Regions from separate parts of the Mus musculus genome. Here regions 2 and 3 are each linked to region 1. Evidence: chromatin contacts called from ENCODE Hi-C or POLR2A ChIA-PET data. All regions are on one chromosome and are shown on one strand. The core of a region is the stretch at or near the end of the contact, and the rest is flanking DNA. Distances in the headings are between cores, read along the strand shown.

What was found. Hi-C counts contacts between places; a loop is a spot of excess contacts on that map. ChIA-PET counts read pairs that join two places held with the same protein, here RNA polymerase II (POLR2A).
Region 2: a map of Patski shows a loop between it and region 1 (2.5-fold over the local background). The contact joins two enhancer-like sites. A Hi-C loop is called at or near these places in 1 of 37 maps with a recorded cell type or tissue (Patski). POLR2A ChIA-PET finds 5 or more read pairs at or near these places in 1 of 5 experiments (Patski).
Region 3: a map of gastrocnemius shows a loop between it and region 1 (1.9-fold over the local background). The contact joins the promoter of Ackr3 here to the enhancer-like site in region 1. A Hi-C loop is called at or near these places in 1 of 37 maps with a recorded cell type or tissue (gastrocnemius). POLR2A ChIA-PET finds 5 or more read pairs at or near these places in 2 of 5 experiments (Patski and embryonic stem cell).

Annotation. Positions count from the first base shown.
Region 1 is chr1:90,422,726-90,425,425 of GRCm38, forward strand. The region is part of intron 3 of Gm34992 (a long non-coding RNA gene); the gene reads left to right. Among named protein-coding and RNA genes, the nearest start is that of Gm28722, 80 kb to the right of the region's middle. Within about 2 kb of position 1,451, at least 1 of the 3 ENCODE cell types and tissues checked has a DNase peak (open chromatin) inside an H3K27ac peak, as active enhancers do.
Region 2 is chr1:90,233,326-90,236,025 of GRCm38, forward strand. No RefSeq gene overlaps it. Among named protein-coding and RNA genes, the nearest start is that of Gm34930, 13 kb to the right of the region's middle. Within about 2 kb of position 1,391, at least 1 of the 3 ENCODE cell types and tissues checked has a DNase peak (open chromatin) inside an H3K27ac peak, as active enhancers do.
Region 3 is chr1:90,202,618-90,205,317 of GRCm38, forward strand. It overlaps Ackr3 (atypical chemokine receptor 3), which reads left to right and starts at 1,363. Exons shown (of 2, transcript NM_007722.4): 1 at 1,363-1,470.

The DNA of each region.
Region 1 (2,700 bases), core at 201-2,700:
AATGCAGGTCCAGTCCAGGCACATGGAAGCAAGCAAGACCTGGAAATTGTGTGTTTGGGCCACATAAATGTCCCTGGTAGTAGGCACACACAATCCATGGCTGTGAGCCTCAGATAGGTGGCTTTATTCCATCTGGAAGGGACAGTGAGGAACTAGCAGGAAAGAGAAGTCAACACTGGAGACAGGGGAGCACCAGGGTTTGTCACAGCTGCTTCTCAGGGCTGACCACCTGGCATGGCTGGGAATGGCTTGCCTTGGTCACTTCTCACAACTCAATGGCTGTTGACCTAGCCCCCTACAATGGGCTGCAGCAGAGGCTCTGAAACATCTCTACACCTCCCCCTACTTGGTGTTGGGAGTGGACCAGGCTTGAACTGGGAAACATGTCAGACATTGAATGTTTCAGGGGTAGGGAGATGACACAGACTCTTTCTTGGGTGAACAGTCTGTTACGCCTCCTAAGAGTAAGAGGACAGCCACATCACACAGGGTCACATAACTCATTGGGGAAGCAAACAGAAAAAATGGGCCACCAGAAGGAATTGGTGTACTCCTTCTGCTTCTGCTTCTGTGAGGTGCTTGAGGGGACGACAATACTGTCGTGGTGTCTAAGATGTAGATGAAGGTGGTGGCTAGGTGGTAGACTCGGGATCCATTTTGAGTGCATTTCGGGACATGCTGAGCACATCTGCAAGGTCCTCGGTCTCTAGGACTGAACTAATCCTGGGAGGGGCAGCTTCTGCCCTACAAGACCCTCAAGATAGCAATGCATCCAAAAATAGAAAATAAAAGCATGAACGACACACAGCGTGACCCAAGGTAGAAGGAGGGCTTTTGCAGGGATAGGGTAGAAGGAGCACTCAGAAGTCAGAGGGCGAGGGATCAATAGAAGTGTGTATTCCCTGGTTCTCATCCCAGTCACTGTCACTTGGCTGAATGACACTGCTTTTATAAGGCAAATGCCACCGTCAGGGCCCATGACTATGCCGAACAACTGAGGGTGAATTCAGAGAAATATTTCTCTAGAAGACAAAATAAAATATGTGTTTGTGTGTGTACACCTGTGTGTTATATGTATATATGTATATGATATGTATACATATTTATGATATACTGTCAATGCCTAAGCAAATGACAATAGCAACCAGGCCTGGGGAGGACTTGCTGACAGAAACTTAGGAAAGAAACAGCCTTGCTATTTGTCTGTTTTCAGTTGTCTGCCCCAGCCTCAGTTACATGGAATTAAACTTGAAGTCTGCTGGAGCTGACAATACGTGAGTCAGGATGTCACTTTCACCGTGTCAGCAAGACAACTCACCCCGAGACACCCATCCCCAGAGTCGCATCGTCTTACGGGCCACATCCCGTAGAAGGAGGATGTGTGTTGGGGGTGGTGCCCCTGGTCTGGAAACCAGAGAAAGAATTGGAAAGGTCAACTCCAGGGAGGTCCTGCAATCTCCATGGTGACATCTCAAGTGACACAGAGGTCACGGAAGGTTGCACTTAAGAGCCACCAAGCAGGGCTGCCAAAGTCTCTGGGAGAAGGTCAAAGGAGGTAATGGAGCAGGAAAATCAGCCGGGGCACAGTCTGGGAGGAGCCAGCAGCCAAGCGTGCGCAGAGGCTCCAGCCTCTCCCTTCTTTTCCATGGGAATCATCTGTGTTTGGGAATCTATGTTTCCTTGTGACTTCTTAGCTGGCTACCCAGACCCTTAACCCTGAATGTAGGCGTGGCCCTTTGGAAGTGGCCCCATTGCTCCCAGTTGGTGGCCTCCCCATTCTCTTCTGTGGCATCCACAGTAGCCACACCTTCTGCTGTGTTTGAAAGGAAAGGGGCCACAGTGACTGGGGCAGCAGGTGCCTTGCACATACCACCAGTGAGTAGATAATTGAGCCCTCAGGCTACTGTGTAAGCTCTGTTTATTATTTCTTCTGTCTGGTTTGTCTCCCCCGGAGGTTTTTGGCTTGAGGTGGGACCTTTAAGAGGTGGAGCCTAGTGCAAGGGAGTGAGGTCATGGAAACATTGCGCGGAAAAGAGTACCTCAGGTCTCATGAGACTTAACTAGTTCCCATCCCCAGGCTCCCGATGGAGAGGAGCAGACATGAGCGCCATGCTCTTGAGATTGCATAGTCATTTTTAGTTAACATTCTTTTCATTGATGAATTGACTGATTGATTATATGTGCACATGCACACATTCCCAGAGATGTGTGTGCAGATGCAGATATAGGTTATGGGGACTGAACTCAGGTGGTCAGGCTTGGCAGCAAGCACTTTAATAGCTAAACTATATCAATGATCCTATTTTTTAAAAAAAGATCTATTATTTTCATGCGTGTGGGGGGGTGTATTATGTGGTGTGTATGTGTGTGCATATGCGAGTATGTGTGTGTGTGTGTGTGTGTGTGTGTGTGTGTGTGTGTGTGCGCGCGCGCGCTGGTGACCATTGTTATGCATTATAATGAGGAGGTGCCTAGCAGGCCCATGCCAAGGTATCTTCCTGAGAAACCATGCTATGTGCAGCAGATCTGGTATAAAGAGGGTTTCTTTGGTGGAAGGGAGAGGAGTGAGGGCCTGGAAAAGAGGCAGAGGTGGACAGATGGGGAGTAGAGCCATGAGGGGGGGCGGGGAGAGACAGAGACAGAGAGACAGAGAGAGATACAGAGACAGAGACAGAGACAGAGAGAGACAGAGACCTCCTG
Region 2 (2,700 bases), core at 141-2,640, 190 kb before region 1:
ATGTGAGGAATTGTATTATAGGGTCGCAGCACTAGGAAGGCAGAGAAGCACTGCTCTAGATCAAAGGTGTCTGAAGACGATGTCAGACAGTGGAGAGAGACCTGAAGGAGACTTGAGGCCCCGAGTTAGGCACTGTCACTTGGGTCCAGGTATGTGACCTAATTCCGATTTGTTTTTTTTTGAACATGTGTGGGAACTTAGCTTCCCTTCACCAAGGGGCCTAAGAACTGATAAAGAATGATATTAGACGTGCTTAAATTTTCTTTTCCGACATGTGGCACATCAAGGAGGACCTCCACAGGAAAGCCGGGGCTTCCTAAGCCCCAAGAGAGGGCAAATGGCTTGTTACTGAGTTTAATTAGCCAACAGGCATCCTATCCTCCCCAAGGGCTTTATTTAAAATGTTGGAAGAAGGATCTGATGATATAAAACCCCATGAAAATGCTGTGCCTGCAACATCTCCAGGACGCATCTCTGTGGCTCATCTGGGAAGCTTTTAAAACACCCAGAAATGCATGAACTCTTAATAGGAACATGGAGCCGTTGAAGGGCACAGTGACCTCTACTAACTGAGCCATGGAATAGCCCGCTGAAAACAGCCAAAGCCTGAAGGGCTGAGCTTGTGCCCCAGCGTGGCTCCCAACTTTTACGAAACCGGGAGCCTTCTCTTTTGAGTCTCTATGTGCAGTGAAGAGACTATGATGATTTTGGATCCATCCTTGGCCAAGTTAAGCTTCAGGCACTATCTCTTCCCCCAAAGCACAGAGCTTCAAACTGGCCTGGATTTCCCTCCAGTCACAATGTGCATCATGTCCAAGCCGGCAGCAGAAGGTGCCTGCGGCAATTGAAATGAAAATTGACTATAGAAATCAGTTTCTATTTTCACAAAGCCCTTGTCTTGCAAAAGTGCCAATCATACTGGATTAGTGGCCACCTTACTTCAGTGATTTTAATCACATTGGTAAGATTTATTTTCTTAAATGAGGTCATAGTCTGAGGCATTAGGGACCAGGGATGGAGAGCTTAATGTATTGTTTTTGTGGGGAAGAGACGCAAGACACGCCATGAATTCCCCTCTAACAATCTATTCTATGCATGCCCTGAAGTGTAACGTCTGATCTCTTTATGATGCTCACTCACTCTGGGCACAGGGCTTATTTGGGTTACAGGAACTTTCAGGGGAAATGGGAGGTGCAGAGCCACAAGCAAATTGAAGGTTAGGCCCACAGCGTGTGGATTTGGGGAGAACATTATTCAGTCTGTCCTGGAAGCATTTGGACACTCAGGGACTGTGGAAGGAGGAAGTCAGGACAGGGCACTCTGTCACGTCTCAGCGGTGTGACTTTGACCACGTTCTTGGGCCAGTCTGGTTTGCTGAAAGGTCCTTCCATTGACCTCACAGGCCGAGTAAGGAGAAGGGAGACATAGTTTTGTGATTAGTCAGGTGCCCCGCCCATGGAAAAACATTGCCACATGCCTTGCGTCACTTTTGAATGTGAACTTAGATGACGGCAATGTGGAAATGGGGTGAAATCAGCAGAAAAACAGATTTGTTGCTGCAATAACATTTCTTTCAAGAGAACCTGGTCCCTAGAGGTGGGCCTCCTTGCTGACATTTGAATACCTCCACATTTCCAATGCACGGCGTTCTTTTTCCCTGCGTGACTAGAAGCTTAAAACATCACTCGCTAATGAACCCCAGATGGTAGATCTGGACTGCCTGGCCCATAAGCCTGTCCTGGATGCCCCTTAGCTTGCTTCAGTGATACAGTGCCTGGGCAGACAATCCTGCAACTGAACAGGAGAGAGAAACCTGGGGTTTGACCATCCTCTCCTGAAGCCCTCGTGGCTGCTGGGAGATGCCACTGACATGCTCTGGTTTTGATGCCATGGGCAAATCTAGCAGAAATGATTGATAGGCCTCTGAGAAACCAGTACCTCTGGGGCTGTGCTATATCTCTTTCCTTACTTGCTTTATACCCCGCTTTCTAGAGATACCTAAGGATGTAATGTTCCCATTCCTTACTCCTTCCTGTGAGGAAAGCTCCATGACTGGAATGCGTAATTCCATCATGTTATGATATACTTTTATGAGTTGTGCATAATAAGAGCATCTAGCCTCCTGGAAATATGGCAGAGGCTGTGCATAGAGCAGAAATCTACAGTGTCAGCATGATGATTGATGGGGATCCCAAGCAAAGGCATAGGCTCCAGGTCAGGGTCAGCGCTTTAGGACGGTCCCCTGAGGAGACCCTCCTCTGTAAAAAAGGTAGATGGTAGTAGCTTAACAGGGGTGGGGTGGGGGTGGGGGTGCAGTGCTGTGTGTGTTATATTTCTGTTGCTGTGACAAAACAGCACAAACACACGCAACTGGCATTCAAAGGAAGGGGGTTTATTTTATTGATTGATTGGTTGATTGATTGATTGATTGATTGATAGTTCCAGGCAGAGAGTCCACCATGGAAAGCTTGGCAGCACCTGGTCAGAACAGGAAGATCAGAGATTTCATGTTTCCATCCACTGGCAGATCACAGAAGATCAAACAGGAAGTGGGGAGAGGTTATGAACTATCAAAGCCCGCCCCCCAGTAACATACTTCCTTTAGCAAGGCTGTATCTTTCCACAACTCCCCACCAACATCACCACCAACTAGGGACCAAATAATGTTCAAGTACATGCGCCTATAGGGGACGTTTCTCA
Region 3 (2,700 bases), core at 113-2,612, 220 kb before region 1:
TAGGACCGCCCACCTCTAGCTAGACCCAGATCCACCCTTGAGACCACAGACCACATCTCCGGGCCACAGACTCCGCCCACAGGCCTCAGGGCCTCTCCCTTGCATTGAGGTCACAGACTCCCCAGGAGGCCGTATGACCCCCCACCAGATCTCACACTACTCCTTGCAGACACACACCCCTCCCACAGCCCGGAAAGCAGGTGTGCTCCTCAGGAGCTCACTGAGCAGGATCTGCCCCGCCAGGAGTAAAGTGCAAGGCTGTTTAAACAAACCACTTCTTTTGTTAAGGTTTTTCCCTAGACCGAAGCTCTCTAGCCTACGTGAGACTCTGATCCCCAAGTTCTCGGGTTCCTGTGTTCAGCAGTCACTCTCCGGAGACTTAGAAAATAGACTCGGCAAGTGTTGGTGAAGGCAGATTTTGCGTACAGCCCGCGCCTCAACTGTGGGTGCTGTAACTGCCTTTCAGAGGCCCAGGGGGGCATGAGAGCAGAGTGACCACCAGCCCTTTGGAGGGTGGGGGGCACTTGGGGAGGCGTTACAGTGGCGCGGCTTTAAAAGTAAAGATTGGGTCATTTTGTGCTTGAGTTTTACTAAATGGGGAATTGCAAGAGACACATTTAAAAAACAAAACAGGGAATCTTAGCAATGTGCATCGCGATTAGAATGTAGATTTTGATAAAGATGAGGACTGCGATAAAAGTTGGCTAAGCTCACAATGACGACTCTACCTCACCTGCGACAAGGCCTTTTCAGTGACTGGCACTGCTCGACTCCGTGGAACACGGTCTTAATAGGGCCTTAAGGACTTTGTGTAAGAGTTCCAGCAGAATCTGGATCCAACCTAAAGGCACTTTCCCTCACTTCTGGGTGATGGCGGTACAGGGTCGATTAATCGTCCCCTTTCCAAAATGTGACTTCTGTCCAGGAGGCATCGACAAAGAAAGAGCAAGCTTGACAAACCAACATCGAAGTTCAGAAGTTCAGAGTAATTTGTCTTGGGAACAAAGTCTTCCCTGAAGCTACAGGCATTCAAAGGAACTCCCGGTGCTCATGGGATTATTAAAAGCTATACCTGAGACTGGATCAATATTCTATCATTTTGGAACGTCCTAGGACTTCTTTTGGTTTTTCTTCTGCTGACATTTCCCCCAATAGGATCTAGCCTTTGCAAAGGGAGGGATCTGAGGGCTCCCAAGAATGTGTTTGTGCAGGAAACAACAACCTAGAGAGGGTTACAGGAGGGCGTGTGCGCCTGTACAAGCCTGCATGCCTGCGCGCTGTGGTGGGAGAGGAGGGGCGGGAGGAGAGCCGAGGGTTGCAAAACTGCCACCTAGAGGCACTTTCCCGCAGTGTATATAAAAGGCAAGTCCGGAGCCCTGAGAGATCTCAGTTGCTACAAACTGCTCAGCACTGAAGGAGCCTGCAGCGCTCACCGTCAGGAAGGCAAACCACAGCCCAGGAAGCCCTGAGGTAAGTAAGAAAGCCTTGCTTCTGCGACAGCTTTGCCGAGCAACTACGGCAAGGGGCAGGACTCCTGTTCTTACGAGAACTGGGCTTTTTCTGAGAACTCTTGGATCCCTGAGCTGGGGGCTTTAGAGCCTGCAGGTCCGGATTGGAAAGCTCAAAGCACGCTGCATGCCTGCATTGCAAGCTACTGCTCCTGATTTGGGGGATCTGAGTTCAGTCATTTGTGGAGGGAAACCTCTGTGTATGTTTGTTTGCTACTGGACTCTGATTTGTTTCTGTGAGTACTTAAGTTCCAGGAAGCAGGGAAACTTTGCAGAGAATGTGGGATGCCCCATTGAGGTTGCCCAAAGCCAGCTTAGGGGTGAGCTTGGCATCACTGTTTGCCCACTCCTACTTCTGGTTATCAGATTGGCTGTAAAAACCACAAGCGCACTTCCAGAAAGGCATGTGATATGCCCAGAGGCATCCTTCAGCGGACCAGACAACTGGGCTGAGCATTCTGAGTCTAGGATGAGTTTAAACTCCGTGCTCTGGGGGGTGGGGATGGATTAATTCACAGCTCCTGAATTCTGGAAGTTGTAAATTGAATGTTAGCTCCTCTTCATCTTATCTCTTCATGGCACCCCTGCTAATCTAATTTTGAGTATTTATTGTTCTCCTAGAAAGTGTTGTCCAACTTCAATTGGGACAAAAAAAAAAAAAAGCAGACACTAAGAAATCTAGTATTTGAATTTAAATCTACTCTCCAAGTGAACTGTGAGTGTTGCTGACTTTTGTTAGGGTGCATAAAGGTTCACTGGGTGGCTGGGAGTGAGGGAGACTCTGAGGTCAGGGGATCCTGGTCAGCCAAGACTCCTGGCTGCTAGCTACTAGGAAAATGAGGCACTGTGAAAGGCAGACTGGCTGTCTCTTCCCCTTTCTCTCTCTGTCTCTCCATTCATTTGCTCACAAACAGATTAATTAATTGTTTCGATGTGAGGTAGGATCAAGCATCTTTTTAAAGGTGTCTTGGGTTAGTGGCATCCCTGAGACCCCAGTCTGTGCTGTGGCCAGTATGGAAACTTTGTTTTTCTTTGAAGGAGCAGATGCTGGCTTTGTGGTCTTTATTTAGTTCAGGAGAATGTGGAGCTCAATGGATAGGACCAGAAAGGAGGGATGGGGGTGGTTCTGTTTTTTTGTGCCTGGCTCGTTGCAGATTGTAAATGGATAAAGCCCCCAAGTCCCCGTCTTTCT